3 separate regions of the Homo sapiens genome follow, and all the other regions are linked to region 1. The links are chromatin loops, found by intact Hi-C in ENCODE. Cell type or tissue: endothelial cell of umbilical vein. All regions are shown on one strand.

Evidence for each region. Hi-C counts contacts between places; a loop is a spot of excess contacts. Peaks named below come from ENCODE experiments on the same cell type or tissue, not always from the same donor. Only the 100,000 strongest peaks of a DNase experiment are listed, where the experiment ranks them.
Region 2: it touches region 1 in a loop (7-fold over the local background); 4 of 110 quality-filtered maps call a loop at or near these places.
Region 3: a loop joins it to region 1, with 2.5 times the contacts of the local background. A loop is called at or near these places in 6 of 110 quality-filtered maps.

The regions. Positions count from the first base shown.
Region 1 is chr2:36,559,551-36,564,550 of GRCh38, reverse strand. The region is part of intron 5 of FEZ2 (fasciculation and elongation protein zeta 2); the gene reads left to right. Among named protein-coding and RNA genes, the nearest start is that of FEZ2, 36 kb to the left of the region's middle. RefSeq lists an enhancer at 2,274-3,473. In endothelial cell of umbilical vein, no CTCF peak of the experiment used is centred here; DNase peaks (open chromatin) are centred at 1,310, 2,090, 2,840, 3,460 and 1 weaker place; H3K27ac peaks cover 5,000 bases.
Region 2 is chr2:36,483,542-36,488,541 of GRCh38, reverse strand. All of the region lies in intron 7 of CRIM1 (cysteine rich transmembrane BMP regulator 1), which reads right to left. Among named protein-coding and RNA genes, the nearest start is that of FEZ2, 110 kb to the left of the region's middle. In endothelial cell of umbilical vein, no CTCF peak of the experiment used is centred here; DNase peaks (open chromatin) are centred at 1,831 and 2,831; H3K27ac peaks cover 5,000 bases.
Region 3 is chr2:36,783,278-36,788,277 of GRCh38, reverse strand. VIT (vitrin) reads right to left here. Exons shown (of 16, transcript NM_053276.4): 11 at 4,876-4,938; 12 at 1,002-1,149. The region is part of intron 1 of LOC124905990 (a long non-coding RNA gene); the gene reads left to right. Among named protein-coding and RNA genes, the nearest start is that of VIT, 89 kb to the right of the region's middle. In endothelial cell of umbilical vein, a CTCF peak has its summit at 2,900 (motif pointing right); a DNase peak (open chromatin) is centred at 2,937; H3K27me3 peaks cover 866 bases.

The sequences.
Region 1 (5,000 bases):
ATTCGCTTCATTTACGTGTTGTGCTTTTTGTGCCCCCTTATGCTGGAATGTAAGGTCAGGAGGGTGGGAGGGGCCTTGGCTGATGTGTTCACTCTGAATCTCTAATACCTGGAATGGTATCTGGCTCAGGATGTTTTTTGAAAGAAAGAGGAAATGAATGAACGAGGAGAATAAAATGCTGAAGGAGGAACCGGTTTTTAAATTTTTTTGTTTGTGTTTTGGTGGGGAAGAGGACATTGAATTCAGTTTTGGATATGAGTTTTAGAAATATTGATATTAAATATAGACAGGAACATAGGCTTGTCAATAGGCCATTAAACATACAATAGGTACAGATGTCCAATTGGCCATTAAACATGCAGAGTGAAGCTCAGGGAAATTACAGTAAAGATAGCTAACATGTACTGAGCTTTGCCATGTGCCAGTCTCTGTTCTTAGCACTTTACTGATCTTAGTAAAGTGGAGCTATCAATTTATGGAAGCAGAAGATGAAGCTATTGATTGGTAATACCCAGAGGGGGTGCATGATAATTAAATAGGGACAGAATCCAGAGGCACAGCAGCATCTGAGAGGTGAGTCAAGAAAGAGGCACAAGATCCTAGGGAACACTGGCATTTAAGGGATGAGTGAAGAAAGTGGCCCCTCTTAGAAGAAGCAACTAGAGAGCAGGAGGGTTGGGGTGAGGGAAATCTGGGAGAGTGTGGTGTCTCTGAATCCAAGGAAGCGGTTCAGGGAGGAGGGATTCCTGGATGTCTCAGAGATCTGAAAAGTGGCCGTGGTCTTCCAGATCAAATAAATGATGTTGGGAAGAGCTGTTTCAGGAAAACCTTGGGAAAGGAAAGAGGTTGAGGGTTTGAGAATTTCGGGATGCTGTCAGGAAGGAGCTAGTAGAGAGGGAGAGTTTGGAAATGCAGTGGAGGGAGAATATTGATGCTGCCTGACTTCTGGGGAGGTAGGAGTTGATTGCAACTGAAGCGTTTGATAGGAGCACGTTCTCAGACGTAGATTTTAGTTTTTTTTTTTTTTCTTTTTTTTCCTGTAGAACCTTCTGATTTCCTTGTTCTGTAATTTTCCAATGGATCAAGAGGCGATTGAACTGTACATGCTGCACATTGCTTCCCTGGTTCATTGCCAGTGAAAGAGCTGGGGACAGTAGGGTCTTGTCAGCTGCAGCCACTGACTCAGCAGCCATCAGCAGCAAGGACAGAGGTTCTGCTGCATTCCTTACTTTACCTTCTTTCACTGGCATCAGCTGTTAGTTTTGTTTTTCCAGGTTACCTTGGCTTCCCATGGGGTTGCATTTTCACTAATTTCCCCTAAGCCTAAAATTCTGGTGGCACAAAAGCCATCTTTCACAAGTAGTCAGGCTGTCAGTAGTTGAGATGGCTCAGTAATGTCTGCAACCACACATTTAATAAAGAAAACCTAAATTACATCTGCATGTTACGAAATTGAAACTGCATCAACTTTTGTTTTTTCTAGTGACAGGAATTGGCTTTCTGATTGCGAAAACAAAGCTAGTGTTTTTGGAATGTGCTTTCCAAATAGAAAGTGTGTCTTAGTTTCCTGATAGGTGGATTCTGAAACTTTTTATCTAGCTTTAGATTTTATGAATTTGTATCTAGCTTAAACATGCTCATAGATAATGGAGCCAGGTAATATAGACTAAGTACTTAAAAACAAGTACTCTTCTCTTTGTCACATTTGAAAGAAAATATATTTTATGAAAATAATTTAAAAAATAAACTGACTTGGTTATTTGAGAATAGTTTCTCATAATTGTTATTATATACTCTGAAGCCTAAGATGTTATCTCATTTGATAATCTGCTTAAAAAATATGAATGAATTATGATAGCATTGGAAAAATTTACAGAAATAGTTTTCTGTAGGTTTTTGTTTTATAACTAGCCTCCTCCATCAAAGCTAATAGTTATGCTTTCAGTGAAGTGAAGAGTAGTCAGCAAAGTATCTTGACTAGACATTTGATTCTTGCTGAAGCAAAACTGGCTTGCAAATCTGGGAAAGGCTAGGTAGGGAAGTTGGATGGTTTAGGAGGAGAGGCATATTTGTACAGTCTCCTGTAAGGTAGTAAAATTTGGAACTCAGATTTTCAGTAACTCCATAGAGTTACATGACTGATACAGAAGCACATAGCTCCCTCAGTGATTCAGCCTGTTGGCATTTCTTAGCTTTTTGTTATCAAGACTTCTTTACGCTCTTAAAATTTATCAAGGACCCCAAGAAACTTAATATTAGCCATGTTACAAATTAAAAGTGATAAAATTAAAAATATAAATTCATGAAAAATACCAAAAATAAATTCATTATAAAGAGCATATATTTATGAAAAATAATATTTTACAAAATCATGAAAAAATATCATTGCTGTGCATTTTTGTCAATCTCATTAACATCTGGCTTGATTAAAGACAGCTAGATTCACAAATGTGCTTCTGCATTCAGTCTGTCATTTGGAATATTTCACTGTAAGTCATGAGAGAATGAGAGTAAAAAAGACAACTTATATTTTAGTAGTATTAAGAAAACATTTTTGAACTCCTGAACTCCTGAGAGGATTTCAGGGACCTCTTGGCAGGAGTTGGGTGGGAGGGGGTCCCTGGACTACACTTTGAGAACCACTGGATGAAACTATATGTATTTCTTGATGACCATTCCCTTGGTTTCCTTTCTTCTGCCCCTTGGGGCCTGGTAAAATATTCTTTATGTTGACTCCTCAAATGTGTTTACTGATTTAAATTTCCTCTATAAAATTCCAGGGGAAGGAACCATCAAGTGAGTCAGGCCTTCACTTCCTTTTCACGAAGCCTTTCCCCTTAATTAGTCATGCTGTAAGAATCCATCTCACTCCTTTGACTCAGCCGCCATAGAGGTGCCACCAGACGCTTTTTACTATGCTTGATGACATTGTAGACTGGTTACAAATCAAGATAAGTTGTTTAGGAAAAAAATACTCCCTTTTCAGTACAAAGAATTCTAGGAAGTCTTGGAGGTTGCTGGGAGAAAGAAAGTAGAATTGTTTCCTAGAAACGGAGTGGAAAAGTCTTTGGAGAAGTTTTTGGGGGCCTGGCTGGCACATGGGATCCACTCTGCTCTCCAGGAAGCGTATGCCATCTTCTAGTTCGCATTTCTGCACCAAGGCAGTGGCAGGTGGCCCGAAGAGTGAGTGGGAAGCAATAATCAGCTCTCCAAGTAACAGCATTTTCATTTGCTAAATGTTATGTTAATGTTCTCCAAACTGATGGTAGAATTATACAAACTTAGGCTGAAAATACGCATACTGTTCATCTTAAGTTTTCAGACTTCTGATAAAATGTAGGTAAATAATATCAAAAAGTATCTTAAAAATTACACAGTAAATTTTGTATAGAACAAATATGTGTACAACTTACAACATTTACATTGGAACAATTAGCTACATCAGAAAAATGCCTGCATGAATATAGTAGCATAAAAACAGTTGCTTTTGCATTTAACTTGCAAAGAAATGGAAGCAACAGCATTTTAAAAAGAGCATGGGTTTATGTGCTTTATCTGGATGAGTAGTGGCATTTTCTAACTGCTTGCCTCTTGGGCACATAAGTCATCATGGTACATTCTTACTAATAGACTTTGAACTTCTTTCTCTGTCCTTTTCTTCTGGGCCGTATATTGCCGCCTTTAGCGCTTCAGCATGGAAGGGATCTCAAATGTCATTCAGAATGGCCTCCGCCACACCTTTGGAAATTCAGGTGGAGAGAAACAGGTGCTCGGTTATCCTTATTTTCCTCATTCTCTGCTTTTTCATTTTCTGTGTAAGTGAAGATCCTGAAAGCTGGTAGTTTACTAATTTACTAAGACCATTGCTTAACGAGAGAAATAAAAGTTTATTATAAAAGTTCATTATATTTATAGTCTTGATAATGAACAGAATTTCCCTTTGAGGAAAAAGCATTTTTCAAATTCGACAATAGATTAAATGCATTCTTAAGACGTGTTTTATAGCTCCATTTTTCACTCTTAGTTTTAAACAAATATTAACATTTTAACATAATGTATTGCATGTGTAGAAAATCTGCTTGTGAAAATAACTAAACTAAAATATGTGACTCTAATTCTAAAAGTCTAAGTCGCAAGATGTCATTTTTGGGGGAAGAAGGCCAGATGTCGGTATGTTTGAGACTAGAGTTCTAGGTCAAAAATATGTATAGAGTGTATCTTACCTCCTTTAAATGAAATTCATGTGTTTTTAAGGTGTATTGCATAGTCAGCCAACTCAGTTGTCTGCCAAACGAGGCATGCGACATTATTTATACAAAATTATACACAGATATGAATATATAATCAAGTATCTAGCAATTTGCTTTTTATTCACATTTTTGTATAATGATTGAAGGAATATCATGAACATGGGAAACATTCACATTAATGGGTATGCTTAAAATTACCTTTCACTATATGAAATTTTCACCTTGAAAAAGAAAAGTCTTTAAGTTAGCTCTTCTGTGCAGATTAAGAAGGTGTACAAAATGTAGCTTGTAGGAAGTTTAGCAAAAGAACGCCTAGATCAAATGCCTGGAGTTTTTACTGCAGGTAGTTAAGTGTTTCTCCGGAAGGGAGATCATTCCTATTAAAGAGGGAAGCCTCACACTGACATTTGCAGCTCATCAATGAGCTCCATGAAGGGATGTTTGAGTTTTTGTTTTCATTCCGTTGCCTCTCACCTCTCTCAACCTCAAAAGAAGACAAGGAATCTTCCAGACTGTCAGTGGAGCAGGGAGGCCTGAAGATGCAGCCAGGTAGCCAGAGAGCGGGCCAGGGTGCAGCCGCCTGGTGCCTCTCCAGGTTGCCTCACACATGCAGAGTGAAGCCAGGAGGACATCATTTCTGGCCTTTTGTTGTTGTTGTTCTTTACAAAGAAACATTCGATTATACAATTGGGCATCACCTGCAAGAAGTCTACGTCAAAAAGACGGTGGGACACTTAACGTGTCTCAGAG
Region 2 (5,000 bases), 76 kb after region 1:
ATGTTACATGTCCCGTATTGCTCAAAGCACATCAAATTTAGATTAAACTGATGGTATGACCCCTGGACCAAGATCTGGCTTTGCTGAGTCCCCTGGCAACAGATTTCCCAATCTGCATTCTGGGAGCTCATGCAGGGGAGTATTTGGGGCTCTCAAATTAAGAGGCTGATAGGTGGGTATGATGCTGCTCCTGCCACCTCATCAGCCACCTGTGATGGGGAGACCCACACATGCGCAAGAGGCGTTCTTTAATGGACATTTCCCCTCTTTGAACCTGTCCTACGATTTTAAAATAGTATTGCAACAGATGGTTTATATGCTTGTGTGACACTGTATCTTCAATAATCAGATAGATACAACACAGAAAAGTTCTAATGGGGGTTTAACAGTGACTCACTGGATTTTTCACTATCTTCAGTGCTAACCCTCATATATTAAGCAATGTGAAATCATTCTGTTTTTATAGGATATACTTAAGACTATACCAGGAAACAGTATGGTATAACTAGAAGTGGAATTGGATAACTAAAATACTAAAAATAAATTATATTAGAATCGCAACCTATTTTGACCTGTTTCTGTAGGCAAATTATTTTAGTCTAATGTATTTGAAAAAAATGTTGGAATAGAACACCTGCAATTTCAGAAAAACGTTGTAATACAGTATATGACCATTTAAATACATGCCTCTAATCCCTAGAAGTCATAAAAATACTATGTAGTAGGTGAATTGATTTTTTTTATAAACACACCAGGAGTTATACTTACAAATAAGTGTTATTGATAAAAGTACTCACTTTTAGAGGCTATATTCTTATGCCAAAATGCTGTTCATGTTAAAATTCTGTTTGAAACCTCTTCATAGTTGCTTTCAGAGCAAATTACTATGTCATAGAAGACAAAGTGCCTTTATTTTACTGTCACTTTTTGCTTCCTCTAAACAGTTTTACTCAGCTAGATCGGCCACCTTTTTTTTTTTTTTAAACCAGACTTCAACATAAATGACTTTGGCTATTTCCTAGAGTCTAATAAACCTTCAAAGTCAAGGGTTTACAAAGCTAAGGATATTCAAAAGGATGTGCTATGATCTCTAAAGTCAGTTTCAAAAGAGAGGCACCAAAAATATTCTGAATGACTGTATCCCTGGAGTAAGTATACATTTTTCCCATATAACTTGTGAAAGGAAAAACACTTCACTTGAATATGTACATTTTAGTATGTTTAAAAATAATTTTATTATCTGGCGGGACCTTGTGTTGGTGGGAATAAACAAACATGCTTCATAGGAAAAGTGTAATCAGGTGCTATAAATACAGGAGTGTTGAGTCCAATGAATTCCTTGGAACTGAGGCAAACAGTAGGAGATGAAGATGAGGATTTTAAAATAAGATGGTCTCATATAGCCATGTTAGGTAAAATGGTATCTGTTGAACATTGGGCAGTATGATTACTAATTAAAATGTTAAATTCTACTGGGTAGACAAAAGCTAAAAAGTAAACCAATTCTGCTATTTATCAATGGTTGCAGCATAAAGAAGATGGAATCTTTTCTTTTTAAAGTCTGCAGGCCTTTTCTGAAGGGCATGTCTCTTAATAACCTTCATTAACTTCTGTTTGGTTGCCTAAGAGTTGTCTCATCCAAAAAAAGTTTAGCACAGTCTCAAAAGAGATTGTGTTTATTTAAGCTTGTTGGAAAAACATTCCTATCATTTCAAGAATGACTAAATATTTTTCATTCACATAGTTAGCATTCCAGACTATGTTTTCCTGCCTCTGTTGATTAGATGAAAATTAGCAGGCCCAAGTCTGATCTATTAGATGCAATTATTGTCTTAGTAGGAAAATTATGAGACTCCCAGCAATAATACCCTTTTAGGTATGGGAAGTAGACAGCAGAGGAAATAAAGAGCAACCCACCCCCTTGCACGCCACTTCAACAGGGAAATACTTAACAGCTGAGCTCTGTAAACTCAGGGGCAGAGGAATTTCTAATCATGTGTTTCAGAATTAGCTCTCAACAATTCTGAACATTTAAGGCATTGATCAGTTTGGTCATCTAGCAAATTAAGAGTATAAGACCAATCTTCATTTTTACTCGTAAAACTTGGTTCAGTATGACAGTCTTACTCAAAATCAAGTACAAAGAGCAAGGCATTACCGACACAAGCAAAGACATGCTGGACTTGGAGAACCAGCAGCAGAACTCCTAGGTATAAGTAAGAATAAACATTTCTTCTCTATTAAACTACTTCTACAACATTTATTTCTACACTTGTTTAACTATTAATGTAAGTGGTGGATCTAACATGTAAAGAAAGCCACTCATATAATGTACATATTTCTATATAGCTGTGAAAAATCACAAAATCTTGAAAGTGATATATTAAGGCTGGATGTGAGTGTCTTTTGCATTTACTTTACCTATATTCTAGTTTTATTGCAAATATGTAAAGACATTTTAAATGATCAGAGAAAAATCAAAATATGACAATATTCAACATTGAAAAATTTCTGATGTTTATGTTAAAGACCTAGGTTAAGAAACAGTCATTTGCTACGCATTTGTTACCCAACATATGACCTTATTTGGACAAGCAAAAAATAGACTGTGTTATATTTTAATTTCCATTTATGGAACTAGTTTCCAGGACGTTTAGAGTTAAAGGATAAAACACATGCCTAACAGTCTTTAGGCTATTACGAATATTTTATTATTCTTGGCTTACTAATAATAGCATCGTATATGGCACTGAAGCAATACCACCCATAAACTGAGTTTTGATCCCTGTTATGTACCAGAATGTTAATAACATGTGACCCTATGGCATCTTTGACTTCACTGCCTCTTGGGGTCAGCCAAACTATGTTTGACTCCGTGCCACAAAAGCAGTAGCTTAATCATTTGAGATACTGTTCAGTGAGGAAGCATTATGGGCAGGGCTGGAAACATTTTTTCTTGTTTCAAAGAATTCCCACCCAGATATGTGCCTGGTACAGACTTTTCTGGCAGCCCAGTGGAAATCTCATTAGAAGGGCAGCTTGATTCAAGCTATATCATCAGCCTTCAGGGAGAGAATATAGTGCTTCCATAAATTTGGGATTGATGAAGAAGACGACAATATATTTGACAGCTCACAGAACTCCAGCCTTTTAGAGGAGCACAACTTACAGTATTGGGTGAGCTGAGACTGAAGTGGCTTACTAAATCCACATAGGTCAAGACGTGCCTGACATCCAGTCTTCAACACTGTCCCAAGTAGGACCAGGATTCCCTAAGTAAGAGATCCAAGAAAGCCAGGTGGCAGGAAGAAAGATAGTGGATTTTTTGGTTCAACCACATTCCATCCTAAACCCAGAATTAGAAGGAATCCATGCACAGTGAATCTCTTATTCCTCTATCCTCTACTTCAAGAGTTAAGTCCAGGTTAGCAGAATTATTAGGCCTGAAACTCAGCTGGGTATCTGATAATATGTCTGCAAATAGCAATTTTAACTTTTTATTAAGAAGAAAACTTAAAAAATACTGAATACTATGGACTCTGATATACCTCTCATCCAGCTTTAACAATCTACAAATAACTCTTTGACTTCCTGTTAGAGATAGAACATGGATTTTGCTTTGTTTTCAGACAGACAGAAATAGTAGAGGGGAAACTACCCATTTGCCCAACCGCTAGCACGGAATTTTTTTACTGGCAACCTGAGTATAATTCTGAATGCTACCTTTTAAAATATTACCTAAGTTGTTCCTAGTTCTTGAAAAGTGATACTCTGGTGTTGGCTTCAAAATCCCTAAGGTCATCAAAATCATCAGCTCCTCCGTGCAGGAGATGGTGCACCTAAGGAGGCCTGAAGAACACTCAGATCACAGTGGCCACCTGGGCAGGGTCCAGCCGCAGCCCAAGATGAGAAGGCAGATCAGGTCTGACATCAAGACTTCAAAGTCCCCAGGAAGCTCTAATCTCTTGCATCAGGTGTCACAGCTAAGCTGGCCACACACCTGTCCACATCTCTTGAATTTTTCTTATTGAGTAATCACGGGGATGTTATAGATGTCATGTAGCCAAAACTTCCCTCCCCGATACCTTATCTTACCTTCAATCACAAAATAGATTTCTAATGGAAATGGCAACCTCTCCTCAGGATCCCTCTGACATTAAGAATCAGCTTTGGCAGCATTTATACTTGCTATTATTGAAAAAAAAAATCAGCAAATAATTCTCAATATCTAATGACAATGTAAAAAAAATCCTTGCCCGTGTAAGTAACTGAAATGCAGTGGCACCTACACCATGCACAAGGCGTCTTAAAAACAGTACATTAACGTGGCAGCAAGCATTAGCCTTAGAGGGTCTGGGAAGCCCCAGTTAAACTCTGTGATTCTGGACTTCAGGGGCTGAACTGGGACAGAATAAACCACAGAATACACATCAGTCTTGGAAGGCCCATGAGGCTGACACAGGGATGGAGCCCAGAGCTGAGTGCCCATCAGAAGGGTGAACCGTCAATGCAGGAAACTGGTCCAACTGGCCTGTAGACATGTAGGCCCACCTCATGTCACACACTTCCATAACACTCTTACTTATGTTCTCAAAATGTGTTTTCAGTGATAAGCATGCTGACATTATTCTTCCTTCAACTAGTAGATCAGGGGTCCCAATGGCCATCAGCTTTTGACGCTCTGGTTAAGGTAACCCTGTATCAGGGTCTGCTCCCTCACTCAACTAAAAAGAAGATCTGTATGAAGGGTCTGGTTGGGACTTCCTGCTCCAGTCTTTCTTTCCTCCTCACTGTCCTCACTTATTATTTACTCATTTAAAAATTTTGAGCATCTACTTACACATCACATGTTGTTTTAGGGATTCAAAAGAATATGCCAAATTCTTTCTTTACAGGGGGATGGAGCCTCTTTCAGGGTATAATGCACTGCAGCGCAGAGGCACTGTCCATTCAGGGTCCAGGGTCTGGTCCTGGGGACACACTGTGCTGTCACTTATGAG
Region 3 (5,000 bases), 220 kb before region 1:
GGTGTTGTCAGGTATGGATAGTTTTTCTTTTCAGGAGGGTGAGTAAGCTGTGACCGCACTTCTAAGCAATAGGCACCAAAGGTTATGATGGTTTCCACTTCCGTCACCCCTTCCACACCCACTGGTCCTTTGTAGAAGGCATGATACCCATCCTGCCCTCAATGATTCTTGGTCAAAAGGCTACCTATTTAAGATGTGTGTATAAATTTAAGATTATGCACGCTTGTTCTTTTGATTGTTTATTATCAATATCTATGTATCTGTTTCAGTGAGAAACCTATTCATATCTGAAATAAGAGTGATTTATTACCGCCAAATGAAAGATTGAGACTGGATGTCAACACGAGCCCTCCATTTCTATCCTAAGTATAATAATAGAGCAGGTTGGCGAAAGTCATCTAGGTGCTCAGCTGACTGATGGGGGCCGTCTCTCTTCCCACCCATTCTTCTCCATTGCCTGGTGAGTTTTTCCAGTACCAGTGCAGGGGCCTAAGGTTATTTGGAGAAAAGAGAAGATACAACCTAAAGCACCATGTTCTCTAGGCGTCTAACCTATAGGTGGATAGGTTGTAGCACAGGGTGGAGTCCCTCAAACAAATGCTGTAATAGGGTTGAAAGCAGATCCAACCTTCATGATCTACAGATGAGGAAACTGACAATCAGAGAGGCGAAGGCCTAGCCCAAGGCCACAGAGCTGGTTATTGGCTAAGTTAACACTCACACGCATCTCTCCTGTTTTCCAGACAAATAAATATTCTTGAGTGCAAATGCCATCTACTTACAAGTGTTTTTTAATCTGTCCCTTCCTTCAGGAAGTCTCAGATTTCTTAAAGGCATCTGGATTCCTTCAGTTTTTTCATTTACATTTGCATTAGGGAAGAGAACAAATCTGTGCTCAAGGACATGTTGGTAATATTTGTGGCATAAAATTAAGCACGTGGCATAAAATTAAGCACATGGCATGACTTCCTTTCTGGATTCAGAACATTAACTGCACTTACCCATACTGGACAACACCCATCAGTGGACCGGCAGGGCCAATGTCAAGAGCTTGGGCAACATCAGCCAGGAGCTGCTTCTGGATTCGGAATCGCCGTTTGCCAATGCTGGTGCTCCCATCAATTAAAAACGACAAGTCAATTTTGCAGTCTGCGGAACGGAAAAAGACTCTATTATTCTCATGATCTCTCACTGCATTTACCTGGGCATCCTCTTGTTCCTCTTTCTCCATCAGAGCCCCCTGAGAAATGAAAAGAAAGGGAAAAAGAGGTAGGAAGATGCAGGGTATATTTATTTACATCCCACAGGGGTTTCCCTGAGCACCAGGGTCTTGGACACTTAGGCTAGTCCTTATTTCCATAACTGTTTAAAACTCTATGTATCTGCCACAATTATGGGTTTCAGAAGCAGCGACGTCCTAGCCAAGCTAGGGAAGGCTGTCAATGGTTTCCTAGGCTAAGATCTTGTAAGTGCAGACTCCCCGTTGTGAGAATTCATCAAGACTGAGTCGCAAGAGCGTGTGGCTTTTTGCTCTCATCCTAACTTTTTAGAAACCAGTGTTGGATTTTTATAAGGTGTGAGAGATCTGCAAGGCCAGCACTGAGGGAGGGCAGGAATTATAGAATAAGAAATTGATATCAATCTTCTCCTTCATTTCCCTGGGCGAGGGAACCAAAGAAATTATCTACATATATGTATAGGATGTCAGCCCTTGTTCGTAGCTATCCGAGATTTTTTTTCTTTCTTTCTTTTAGTTGTGATGAGGACCAGGATAGTTATTCTGCCTTAGGATCTCTGGATCTCTGTGGATATATGAAGGTTATAAGAGAGGTAAAGGGATGGATGGGCTGCAAGCTCTTTTCACCCTTTCAAACATCAAAAGGAACTAGTGAAAAGCCACACAGGCTAATGGAAATTAGTGTTTCCTTTGCGGTAGACAGGAATGATATCATCTCAGTATAAAACTGACTATTCAGTGCTGATCAGAGGTTCTTATTGGGAGCTATAGATCCCTTTGATTAGTAAAAAGTGAAAAATAAATTATTTAACAGTTGCAATTTAGAAGACAAAAATGTTTCAAAACAGAGCTCCATATAGGAAAAAAAAAAAAGAGTGAGTAAAGTTGGAAATTTCTAGGCTGGTGTATCCGAGAGGACACTGGGGCACTGCCCATTGTGGGTGGGGAGCAGCGGCCAGACGGACCTGCACCTCTCTAATCTGCACACAACCACCCATGTTCTCCACGGTGCATTGTTGCCACAGAGCTGGAGTCTTCCCATTCTTCAGGAGGAGAAGCTCTGTAGGTGGAGAGGGTTGTTGCTGGTTTTAAAAAATTGTTTTAAAGATGAAAGCAATAAATGAACATGAGTTGACAAAGTTTTGAGCAGAAGAATTGATGAGAAATATTTATTGCTGAGTGCTACTGCAGAACTGTGATTAGGAGAAAAGTTATACCTGAGAATGTGTTTTATTATCTTGCAGTGTTGCATGGCAATCAAAACCAGGGAAGTAGGAGATGAGAGGGACCCGTCTGGCACTGGCTGACTTCACTCCATCTAGAATCAGGGCACCTGTTTGTACCTTGGCTCAGTAGCAAATCTCAAAAGAAAAGCTTTTACCTCCTGTCTGCCTGGGCGTTCAGTGCCTACCAATTCATCCTTTTCAACTGGCTTCCCTTGTCCTTTGCTGTCCCCAAACTGCCTATACCCAAGCATGATCTTGAGATGAAGAATGAAAGAGGCAAATAAAGTCCAGAAGCAGAGTTGAAAAATGCCACTAAAACCTGGGGTAAAGGAAAGGAGAAGCAGCATGTGATTCTCATATGCAGCTTATCATGTTGTGGATTCCCAAGCAAGGCCAACTCATTTTTTTTTTCTGGCGGGGCTTGCAGTGTGAATTGTTGCCAGCAGGTGGCAGTGGAGTTCTTCAGGGTTTGCCGCCTACTAGCACCTACAGTTTGCTAGACTCTCAGGCTCCACCCAAACCTATAGAGACAGACGTGCATTTTAACAAGATCCCCAGGTGATTCCTGTGCACAGTAAAGTTGGAGAAGTAATCCTGAGGTGGAGTTTCCCTTCCAGATGTCAGCAGATTAGTTCAATATACCTTTTGGAATAAAGTATTTTTGGGAACAAGTGTTAATTAGAGTAAGGGCCAGAGGGGATTTTCTTTTTACATGAATAAAGTACATGGATATTGTAGCATCTATTTTGATTCCTCACAGGCAGTTTTTCTCCTTATTTCTTACATCTGGAATTGTTTTCAGGATTAACGTATTCATCTTATAGTTAGGTCTTAAGAAGGTGAGCTGTTTCTCTATTTGCTTAATTCTCTTTACTCACTGGCCTGATGGCTGATACCACGGTTACTTTTGCTCCTCTTTTAAATGACAATGGTTCCAGCTCAGGGCATGTTTTGACTGAGACCCATGACTTTCTTATATAGAGGTGAAAACATTCTGATCTGAAGATGCCAGCATCAGTGCTAACAGGTAGAATTGGGTTATACAATGTTCAGTGTGAGCAATTTATTATGGCTAAAGAAGAGATCAGAGGTTGAAAGTCAAGGAAGAGAAAGTAAGATATAGTATCTATGGGAATCACTCTATCAATGTATTTAATTGCTGTAGTTTCCTTCAACATGGTACCATTTTATAGACTAATGCTTTGTGTTGTCCAATACATCAGGCCAGTGTTTCTTAACTCTGGATACATACCACAGTCATGTACATATCAGGGTTGCTAATGCAGCTTCAACAAATGAAGACTCCTGGGATTCACTCTGTAAAGTGCTTCTCAAGGGTAAATGTGCAAAGGAATCAATCACTGTAGAACCAGCAGGTCTGTGTTTCTAACAAGCTCCCTGGTGATGCTGATGCTGATTCTGCTGGTCTCCAGACCACACTTTGGGTAGCAAGGTCTAGGGAGAACCTGATACAGTAGGTATGAGGCAGGAAGATGGGCATCTTTAATAATGTCTTCAGGTGATTCTCATATGCAGCAAGGTTGAGCCTCACTGTCCATTGGTGGCTGACTAGTAGTGACTTTCTAGCGGAATATGCAGGTGCTTTCTTTCCATACCTTGCAGGCTACTACTATGTCTTTCTCATTTTCCTTGTTTTTCTCTGGTTCTTCCTTTCTGATATCCTCAGGTGGTTTCTCCTCCACCTAGTGTTGTTCTCCAGGCTTAAGTCTTCTGTATCTTCTTACTTTACTGTGTCTCCCTAAGTCACATTTTCTGTTCTCATAGCCTCGGTTTCGAACCATAGCTCATTGTCTTACAACTCTAAATTTCTGATTGGGCTGTTCCTTCTGAATGTCAGACCTGGGTAGTCTTCTCTCTACCAGATCAAATGTCTCGAAGAAAATGATAGACATAAACCTGCTTCATCCCCAGTGTTCCTCATTGTAGTACCATTTACCTAGTCGCTCAACTCATCTTTAACTTCTCCCTCTCTCGAACCTCCACCTTCCATCTTATAGATTCTCCCTTCTCTGTATCTCTTGAATATGCCCATTTATCTTCATTTCCACTTCCAACTCCGAGTTCTGGCCACCATCATTTGCAGTAGACCATTGCCCCTGCTAACCTGCCCGTCTCCTCCTTTCATCCTTCCTTGTCTTTCCGTTCCATCCCATTCTTCACCCTGTTGCCATAGTGATGTTAAAACATTTTGATCCTCTCCCCCTCATGCACATAGACAGTTTATATCCTTCAAAAGCTTCCCTTTCCCCTTAGAACAAGGTGTCAGAAGAGAGGAGATAAATAGATCCACGGTAGGAGAGAGGCAGGTTTGAGTGGGAGTGAGTGGGAAGAGAGGAGAGAGCAGTTCAGATGTCAAAGACACCGTGGGTTTCTAGTTGTCAATTAACTTACTTGGATCTCCCAGGGATACTGGCTCCAAAGACTGTGTGCTCAATTCTTCTTTTGGAACAAGTCCTGGAAAGAGCAGTAAAACTTTTGGTGACTTACAAGGAAAGGAAGCAGCTGGCCTTACCCCA